Linked DNA regions of Homo sapiens: region 2 is linked to region 1. Evidence: read pairs that join two places in POLR2A ChIA-PET (ENCODE). Cell type or tissue: Panc1. All regions are shown on one strand. Links, peaks and the distances in the headings refer to the core of each region. The heading gives the core; the rest is flanking DNA.

Region 1 (6,020 bases), core at 1,168-5,167:
TTTCCTTGTTCACGTACCTTGCCTCTCCCATCGAATGTAAGCTCTTTGGAGGCAGAGAACACATCTTGCTCATCCTTGTATCCTCCACAGCAAGCACCCATCACACATTTGGTGCTTATTTAGAATTTATTGAATTCATTCATTCAGCCAACATTTATGCAAGGTTGAACCAACGTGGGCCTTGCCCTCCTCGTGGAGGGAAGCAGACATGCAAAGCAGCCACCATAGCCCTCTAGAAGAGGTCTCAGATTGGCTATCTGTAATGCAGTACAGAAACTGGCCGGGCGCTGGCCGAGCGCAGTGGCTCACACCTGTAATCTCAGCACTTTGGGAGCCCGAGGCGGGCGGATCACGAGGTCAGGAGATAAGATCTTCCTGGCTAACACTGTAAAACCCCGTCTCTACTAAAACTACAAATAAATTAGGCATGGTGGTGGGTGCCTGTAGTCCCAGCTTCTCAGGAGGCTGAGGCAGGAGAATGGCATGAACCCGGGAGGCGGAGCTTGCAGTGGGCCGAGATTGTGCCACTGCACTCCAGCCTGGGTGACGGAGCAATACTCCATCTCAAAAAAAAAAAAAAAAAAAAAGAAAAAGAAAAAGAAAGAAAGAAATTGGCCAGGTGCAGTGGCTCACGCCTGTAATCCCAGCACTTTTGGAGGCTGAGGCAGGTGGATCACTTGAGGTCAGGAGTTCGAGACCACCCTGGCCAACATGGTGAAACCCCATCTCTATCTACTAAAAATACAAAAAAAAAAAAAAAATTAGCCAAGCATAGTGGTGGGTGCCTGTAATCCCAGCTACTCGGGAGGCTGAGGCAGGAGAATCACTTGAACTCGGGAGGGGGAGTTTGCAGTGAGCCAAGATCGTACCTCCGCACTCCAGCCTGGGTGACAGAGCGAGACTTGGTCTCAAGAAAAAAAGAAATAGAGGAGGGGGCTTCAGTCTGTGTAGGGGAGCTGGGGAAGACTGGAGAAAGGGGCATTTGGGCTGGGACTTGACAGCTACATAAGAGTTCTAGCAGGTGAGGAGGATGGGGTGGGGAAGGGGATGCTGGAGGGCTGGGGGGTTTTGGCAACAGAACAGTCAGGAGAAGACGACTAAAAACTGAAAGGAAGAACTGCAGAGAGAGTTCCCCGACCTGCCTCACCCAGCCTGCCCTTTCAACAACTAGAGGTGAGTGCTGGCAAGTCCCTGGGTGCACACTGGAGCCAAAAAATGGCCCATTGTCTGGAAGCCCTGAGCCAGCCTGTCCCCTGGTGTCATGCCACACAAGGCCTTGCTCACCTGTCAGCCTTTGCTCTTCCTGGCCCCAGATGTAGGTAGAACAATGGCCTCTGAACACACCCAAGCTCCACGGTGGTAGCCGGTGTCTGATAAGACAAGTAGGGAAATGATCTCTTTCATGTTCCCTTTCTCCTCAGAATCAGAACGCTGCGCCCAGGTTCAACCTGCTGTTTCTTCACCAGGTGACCCTGCATAGGCTTTTGAAACCACCCTGACCCTCATCCGTCTAGCGACAAGATGGGAATCATCAAGACTTCGTTACGTAACTCAAGAAGTCGGTGTGAGAACCTGGGAGATAAGGGTTGTTGAGCTGGGCGCAATGGCTCATGCCTGTAATTCCAGCACTTTAGGAGGCCAAAGCAGGCAGATCACTTGAGGCCAGGAATTCGAGACTAGCCTGGCCATCATGGCAAAACCCCGTCTCTACTCAAAATACAAAAATTAGCCAGGTGTGGTGGTGCACGCCTGTAATCCCGGCTCCTCAGGAGGCTGAGGCTGAGAATCACTTGAACCCGGGAGGCGGAGGTTGCAGTGAGCCAAGATCGCACCACTGCACTCCAGCCTGGGTGACAGAGGGAGACTCTGTCTCAAAAAAAAAAAAAAGGGGGGGGTGGTGGGGCAGCATTTTGAGAACTGAGTCTGAGGAAAAGCCACTGTTACTCTTGTCTGACAATAGTGCCAACTACCTGTGATCCTGAATAAGTCCATTCACCTCACTCGACCTCAAGTTTGAGGGTACAGTGATGACGGCGTTTCTCCAGCTTTCTTTGAGGGATCATGGTGAGGACCCGAGGCAGTCAGCTTTGCAAAGGTGTCTGAGCGGTGCAGGGTGCTCCCCCATTTTAAGGCAGTGCTGTAAATGCTCCCGTAACGGAGGCCAAACATTCTGGTTTTCTATTTTATTTTATTTTCAGACAGGGTCTTGCTCTATCACCCAGGCTGGAGTGCAGTGGCGTGATCACAGCGCACTACAACCTCTGCCTCCCAGGCTCAGTTGATCCTCTCACCACAGCTTCCCGAGTAGCTGGGACTACAGGCACATGCCACCACACCCCACTAATTTTTTGTAGAGACAGGGTCTCACTATGTTGTCCAGGCTGTCTCAAACTCTTGGGCTTAAGTGATCCACCCACCTTGGGCCTGCCAAAGTGCTGGAATTACAGGCATGAGCCACCATGCTCTGCCTAAACATTTTGCTTTGAATGAGCCTAGCAGGTGTACAAGGAACATGATATACCACTAGCTAGTCTGAAGCTTGGGAAAAGAAAGAAAGCAGAAAAAAGATAACAGCAAGAGCTTATTTTGTATATTGAACCCCAAACAAGTGTGTGTCCACCAACCTGCTAGGGCCTGGGGACAGCCCTGATGGAGGTGAGTGGGGACCCCCACTTCTCAGAGGAGAAACTGAGTCTCAGGGAAGTTCAGGGACTTGCCTGGGGTTACTGAGCACACAGAGCAGAGGAGAGATCGCACCTGTCTGCATTCTCCCACCTGCTCCTAATCCCCTCCAGCCAGGCTGGGCTTTTCCTCACAATGAGATGGGGTGTGGAAGACAGAAACCCAGTGAGAGTGGCCTCTGTGGAGAGGCCGCCGTGCAGGGAAGGAGGCAGGGTGGGGCCTGGGGCCAAGCTCCCTGCACAGCCATGACAGCCATGTCCCTGGTCTCGACTCCCCAGGGTCTCCTGCTCCTGGTCACTGCACTGTTGGTGGTTGGCGCTGGGAGAACAGGAGCACTCCCTGGGTAGTCTGACACACAGGATGTGTCTCGCCTCAAAGCAGAAATGAAACCGGCACAGTTCTCCTTGTGAGACACCCCCTCGCCACTTTCGTCTCTCTCCTGCAGGAACCAGGAGAGTGGCTGCCACCACTGGAAGCCAGATTGGAGGACAACAGAGAAACTGGCCAGCTCTGGGGTCTGACCCATGCAGGGAGCTGGGTGTCCACCCCCCACTGCACACATCTTGGGATTGCTTTGTGCATACCCCCTTGGGCTGCAGGTCACAGTGATCACAAGATACTGTTCCTATTAGGTTTGATGATGTAGACTCTAAGGGAGCTGCCCCTTTATACAAGTCCCTGTGTCCCAGTGGAATCGCAGCCAGCCCATCGCCGCGGGAGGGAGATTTGTTTGTGGTTTATTCGCTCATTTGTTGTTTACAGGTTTAGTCACCGTGCTTTCCACACATACGTATTAACAGTCACCCATGTGCCAGGCATCGTGTAGATGCAGGAGGAAGGATATTAAACAAAAAATTACACAAATAACGATTTTTAGGGTTGTGAAGTAATAAGTATAGTTGCGAAAAGTGCCCAAAAGACAAAGGAGAGGCCACTGTGAAAGGTGTAAGGGGAGCCAGGCGCGGCAGCTCACGCCTGTAATCCCAGCACTTTGGGAGGCTGAGGTGGGCGGATCATGAGGTTAGGAGATCAAGACCATCCTGGCCAACATAGTGAAACCCCGTCTCTACTAAAAATAGAAAAATTAGCTAGGCGTGGTGGCATGTGCCTGTAATCCCAGCTACTCAGGAGGCTGAGGCAGGAGAATCACTTGAACTCAGGAGGCAGAGGTTGCAGTGAACCGAGATTGCACCACCGCACTCCAGCCTGGCAAGACAGAGAGCGAGACTGCATCTCAAAAAAATAGAATAAAATAAAAAGCCGGCGTGGTGGCAGGTGCCTATACTATAATCCCAGCTACTGGAGAGGCTGAGGCAGAGAATCACTTGATCCCGGTAGTCGGAGGCTGCAGTGAGCTGAGATCACACCACTGCACTCCAGCCTAGACGACAGAGTGAGACTCTGTCTCAAAAAAAAAAAAAAAAAAAGGTGTGAGGGGGAGCCTGACCTATTCTGGGGCCTAGGGAAGGCTTCTGAATGTTTCCATGGAGACCTGATGGAAGGCCAAGGGAGAGGAAGGGGCAGGTGCAGCAGGAGAAGGAAGCAGAACCAATTGCGCAGGACCGTGTGTGCTGCGGAAGGGTGTCTTGTCTATGTCTTGAAAAGAAGGAACGTCTAGAAGGGTGGGTGACCTTGGGCAAGCCTTCCTCTTCTGTTAGCCTCAGTTTCCTCATCTTTTCAACAGGGACATGTTTGCCCTCCTTGCAAGGTTGTTGAAGAGCTCTTCAGTTAAGCACCTAGCACAGCACCTGCCACCTTGGAGGTGCCCAATAAGTGGAGCCATTGGCCTAATGGTTGTGACAGAGGTGGGGCAGGAATCCAGGCTGCGTGCCCAGCTCGCCTTCCAGCAGCTGCCCCTGCAGTCCCTGTCTTCTTCCAGGGCTGCTTCTAGGAGACACTGAGCCAGGAGCTGTCACTGGGCTGAACACATTGGCCCGAGTTCCAGCTCACTCTCTGCTATAGTGTTCCCCTGCTGTCATATCACTGCCCTTTGCCAGCCAGGTTAACGCAGCCTGGGAAAAGGCTGGGGTGAGTCTACAGCTACGGTCAGCCTTAGAAGCTGTTGTCCCCCCTCCCTCCTCCCACCTTCCACAGTGCCCCAGGCTCCAGCTAGATGACCTAGTCAGTCTTTGCAGATCCCTAATTCCTGTGATTAGCTGGGTAACCACGTACTCTGCAAGTGAGATGCAGGGTGGCACAGAGCTGGCAGCCCCAGGCTTGACCAGCAGTAGGACTACATCATTCTGAGAGTGCAGCCAGGTTGGACTCCCTCTCTCCTGATTCAGGGAAGGAGTCTTCCTAAAGCAGGAAGGAGCTGATCATTGATTGCATGCATGCCTGGAGCCATGCAGGATGCTTTGCTTGCTACTTGGCTTAGTTGTTTTTTGTTTTTTTTTTTTTTTTTTTTGAGACAGAGTCTCACTCTGTCACCCAGGCTGAAGTGCAGTGGTGTGATCTCGGTTCCCTGCAACATCCGCCTCCCGGGTTCAAGTAATCCTCCCGCCTCAGCCTCCCAAGTAGCTGGGACTACAGGCACACGCCACCATGCCCAGCTAATTTTTGTATTTTTAATAGAGATGGGGTTTCACCATGTTGGCCAGGCTAGTCTTGAGCTCCTGACCTCAGGTGATCTGCCTGCCTTGGCCCCCCAAAGTGCTGGGATTACAGGTGTGAGCCACCGTGTCCACCCATACCTGGCTTAGTTCTAACAACAGACCCCTGCTGTGGGTCCTGTTGGCTGCATTTTACAGATAAGTACCTGAGGCTTGAGGGTCACCCATCTGGCAAGTGACAAAAAGGCTGGATTCTATTCCAGGTCACCATGACCTTACCCAGCCCCTAACTCTGAGTGGCCGACCTTTGGGCTATGTTTTGTTGTATTTGGGATTTCATTCAGTTTCATTGTAGGAGTCCTGGAAACGAGATGGGGGAGCCTGAGCTTTGATCTCTTCCTGTGGTAGGTGGCTGCAGAAACTGCTGCCGCTCTTTCTCAGGAGTGTCCCAGGATGATCAAGCTGGAACCACCTCAGTGATGAATATGGCCATCCCCTTGTCCACATAGGGGAAACTGAGGCCCAGAGAAGGGAAGCAACTTGCCTGAGGTTACAAGGTTGGTCAGTGGAGCTGGGGCTCTCCTGGTGCCCTCCTCCATTGGCTTTCTATCTCACCCTCCCTTGCTGGCCTCTGTGCAGTCTCCACACATTGGAAGACCCCAATCTGTGTCTCCTGGACCTCTTTTCTTCATTGCATTCCCCCAGTGACCCAATCCTGAGATCCTAATTACCATCTACATGCCCACAAGTCTCAAGATCTCTAGCCCATCCCACCTCTGAATTCCA
Region 2 (4,000 bases), core at 1-4,000, 130 kb before region 1:
CCGTATTCTTGACAGCATTATTCATATTAGCTAAAAAGTAGGATAACACAAATAACAAATGTCTGTCAGCTAAAGCATAGATAAATAAAATGTATATCCATACAATGTAGTATTATTCTGCTATAAAGAAGAATGAAGTACTAACACATGCTACAGCATAGATGAATCTTGAACACATGTTAAGTGAGAGAAGCCAGACATAGTGGATCAAATACAAATCATAAGATCTTATTTATATGAAATGTCCAGAATAGGTAAATATATAATATAGAGATTAGTGGTTGCCAGGGACTGAGGGTGGGGAGTGACTGTTTCATCAGTTTGGGATTTCCTGTTGGGGTGATGAAAATGTTTTGGATCCAAATAATGGTGATAGTTATACAACATTGTGAATGTATTAAATGTCACGATGGCAATATTTATATGTATTTTGCCACAATTAAAAAATTATTTCATTCGATTATCTCACCTTGATTTCACATGAAAACATTTTGATGAAAAAGTATTTGAAGTCACATTATGTAGTGTAAAAGAGTAGAGTTTGGATTAAGGCAGACTGGGTTTTAAATGATCTCATCAGCTTGCTTTTTTTTTTTTCTTTTTTGATTAAGAGACAGAGTCTTGCTATGCTGCTTAGGCTGGTCTTGAACTCCTGGGCTCCAGGGATCTTGTCACTTCATCCTCCTCAGTAGTTGGGACTACAGGCGCAGGCCACCATGCCTGGCTGATTAGCTTTTTGGTCTCCAAGGATTAGTCTCTGAGGCTCCATTTCTTCAGCTGCAAAATGGAGATAATAATAGACCCTCTCACCACATCACTTATGAGTTGAGACACTCCATGCCCATATCAGCCCATTGTGAGCCCGTTGTGTTTTCCTGTATATCACTTGCACTAAAATTAGATAAGGGTGCTGATTTTGGAGCTCTTGGACTCCCGTGAATTAATTGGCAGTCAGTGAAGGTCTGCTGTTTCCTAGCACTCTGCTCTGGGTACTGTGGCTTGTATTTAGGAATTTCTGTCCACTTGAGATACATCCATGAAATGTACATTATATTATGTGCCTTATATAGTGAGTGTTGAATTCTGTAGTCACTAAGCATACTTAAGATAAAGATGGGGTTGGTCAGTATAGGCTGTTGTCTTCAGAGACCCAGGAGGAACTGAAACTGCGCTTGCTAGCTAACTGTTGCAAGCCACTTTTGATGTTCATCTGTAAACACCCTACTTCTAGGATATTGATCTCCAGACTCCATGGAAATGTTTATTCTCATTAGTCCCTGTCCCTGTCCAAAGGTAGTTCTTTGCCTTGGCTTATACCGCTGAGTCCAGAGCAAACCCCACCCTCATCCTATGAGACTAGTAGGGTGTGGGAGTGCCTTTGATTCTTAAATCCACCACCATGGGTGCTGTTCTTGTTCCCTAGACCACAATTCTGCAGAAATTAAAAAACACTGTAGGCCTGGCATTGTGGCTCACGCCTGTAATCCCAGCACTTTGCCAAGGCAAGTGGATCACTTGAGCCCAGCCTGGGGATTATGATGAAACCCTATCTCTCTTTTTTTTTTTCTTTTTTTTTTTTTTTTTGAGACGGAGTCTCGCTCCGTCGCCCAGGCTGGAGTGCAATGGCACAGTCTTGGCTCACTGCAGTCTCCACCCCCTGGGTTCAAGTGATTATCCTACCTCAGCCTCCTGAGTAGCTGCAATTTCAGGCGCGTGCCACATTGCCTGGGTAATTTTCCTACTTTTAGTAGAGATGGAGTTTCGCCATGTTGGCCAGGCTGGTCTCGAACTCCTGACCTCAGGTGATCCACCCGCCTCAGCCTCCCAAAGCACCGGGATTGCAGGTTTGAGCCACCACGCCCAGCCGAAACCCTGTCTTTATAAAAAATGCAAAAATTATCTGGGCCTGGTGACGCGTGTCTGTAGTCCAGCTACTCGGGAACTGGGAGACAGTCACCATTACTTAATGCTGATTTGCAGTTTTCCAATCACTTTCCACATTCCTGGCACTTTAGATAACTTTCCTAAAGTCACATAGTGGCAAGTTTCAGGTTCAGGACTCCATCTAGGGCTTCTGACTCCCAGCAGTGCTCTGTCCCCTGCACTGCAGCCTATAATTACCTGAAGCTATTCAATACTGTGCACTGCTGCTGAGCCACCTGGATTAAGAATATTATGTGCAGCTGGGCCTCACACCTGTAATCCCAGCACTTTGGGAGGCCGAGGCAAGCAGATCACTTGAGGCCATGAGTTCGAGACCAGCCTGGCCAACATGGTGAAACCCTGTCTCTACTAAAAATACAAAAATTACCCAGGTGGCCCACCTGTAATCCTAGCTACTCTGGAGGCTGAGGCAGGAGAATTGCTTGAACCTGGGAGGTGGAGGCTGCAATGAGCCGAGATTGTGCCACTGCACTCCAGCCTGGGCAACTGAATGAGACTGCCTCAAAAAAAAAAAAAAAAAAGGGCTGGGCACAGTGGCTCACACCTGTAATCCCAGCACTTTGGGAGGCCAAGGCAGGCGGATCACGAGGTCAGGAGATCGAGACCATCTTGGCCAACATGGTGAAACCGCATCTCTACTAAAAATACAAAAATTAGCTGGGCATGGTGGCGTGCGTCTGTAGTCCCAGCTACTTGGGAGGCTGAGGCAGGAGAATTGCTTGAACCCAGGAGGCGGAGGTTGCAGTGAGCCAAGATAGCGCCACTGCACTCCAGCCTGGTGGCAGAGTAAGACTCCGTCTCAAAAAAAAAAAAAAAAAAAAAAAAAAGAATATTATATGCATGCAGTCTGCTTCATAGTGAAGTAAATGAAACAAACTTCAACCCTGTTGTTCTCTACTCATGCTTAGGAGAAGAACTGTAGTCATGAAGTGACAGTGGTCCTGTTTTCTAGAACTTTCTATGATGCAAAATCTGTTGGTGAGTAACTATTTCTCTCCTACAGTTATGTTTTTGTTAAGCTTCCCCCAACCCCACCCCAGCCATTTCCTTTCATTTTTTTCCTCGTTGCACTTTTCCACCCTTCCCATCTTTTCTGTTATGGGGACAGTGTAAAAGGGAAAGTAGCACAGTCCGTTAGTGGATGCAAGAGGTCTGTGGGCTGTGATTCATCTTAAAACCAACTTAATAGATAGACAGTTGGCTGGGTGCAGTGGCTCACGCCTGTAATCCCACGACTTTGGGAGGCTGAGGTGGGCGGATCACCTGAGGTCAGGAGTTGAAAACCAGCCTGGCCAACATGGTGAAACCCCATCTCTACTAAAAATACAAAAATTAGCCAGGTGTGGTGGCATGCACCTGTAGTCCCAGCTACCCAGGAGGCTGAGAAAGGAGAGTCGCTTGAATTCAGGAGGTAGAGGTTGCAGTGAGCTGAGATCTTACCACTGCACTCCAGTCTGGGTGACAGAGTGAGACCTTGTCTCAAAAAAAAAAAAAAAAAAAAAAAAAAAGACAGTTATCTTTATTTTTTTGTGATGCAAATCTTTAACCCAGAAGAGGAAGCTGACAAAACTGAATTTCTCTTCTCAGCCTGAACTACATACTCCGTTTTCTCTATTTCAGATGAATTTCCTGAAATAAACCGAGCCTCAATTCGACAGGATCACAAGGGGAGATTCTATGAAGACTTTTACAAGTATGTTTGGGTGCTTTGCTATACTTTTTATTTATTTATTAGTTGTTTCTTTCCTAACTTAAAAATAAGTCAGCCTGGGCAACATGGCGAAACCCTGTCTCTACCAAAAATACAAAAAATTCGCCTCTTGTGGTCCCAGCTACTTGGGAGGCTGAGGTGGGAGGATCACTTGAGCCTGGGAGGTGGAGGTTGCAGTGAGCTGAGATCACACCACTGCACACCAACCTGGGAGAGAGTGAGACCCTGTCTCCAAAATAAATAAATAAATAAATAAATAAATAAACCTTTTAATTTTGTAATTGTAATGATTTTAGATTTACAGAGAAGTTTCAAAGATAACACAGTTCCTGCATGGTCTTTGCT

The links. ChIA-PET counts read pairs that join two places held together with the same protein. Peaks named below come from ENCODE experiments on the same cell type or tissue, not always from the same donor. Only the 100,000 strongest peaks of a DNase experiment are listed, where the experiment ranks them.
Region 2: POLR2A ChIA-PET joins it to region 1 with 6 read pairs; 3 of 35 experiments call an interaction of 5 or more read pairs at or near these places.

What each region holds. Positions count from the first base shown.
Region 1 is chr22:31,914,363-31,920,382 of GRCh38, forward strand. No RefSeq gene overlaps it. Among named protein-coding and RNA genes, the nearest start is that of YWHAH, 27 kb to the right of the region's middle. RefSeq lists an enhancer at 2,608-3,108. In Panc1, for the core only: no CTCF peak of the experiment used is centred there; a DNase peak (open chromatin) is centred at 3,369.
Region 2 is chr22:31,789,181-31,793,180 of GRCh38, forward strand. It overlaps DEPDC5 (DEP domain containing 5, GATOR1 subcomplex subunit), which reads left to right. Exons shown (of 43, transcript NM_001242896.3): 11 at 2,853-2,922; 12 at 3,565-3,637. Among named protein-coding and RNA genes, the nearest start is that of DEPDC5, 37 kb to the left of the region's middle. RefSeq lists an enhancer at 1,375-1,434. In Panc1, for the core only: no CTCF peak of the experiment used is centred there; no DNase peak of the experiment used is centred there.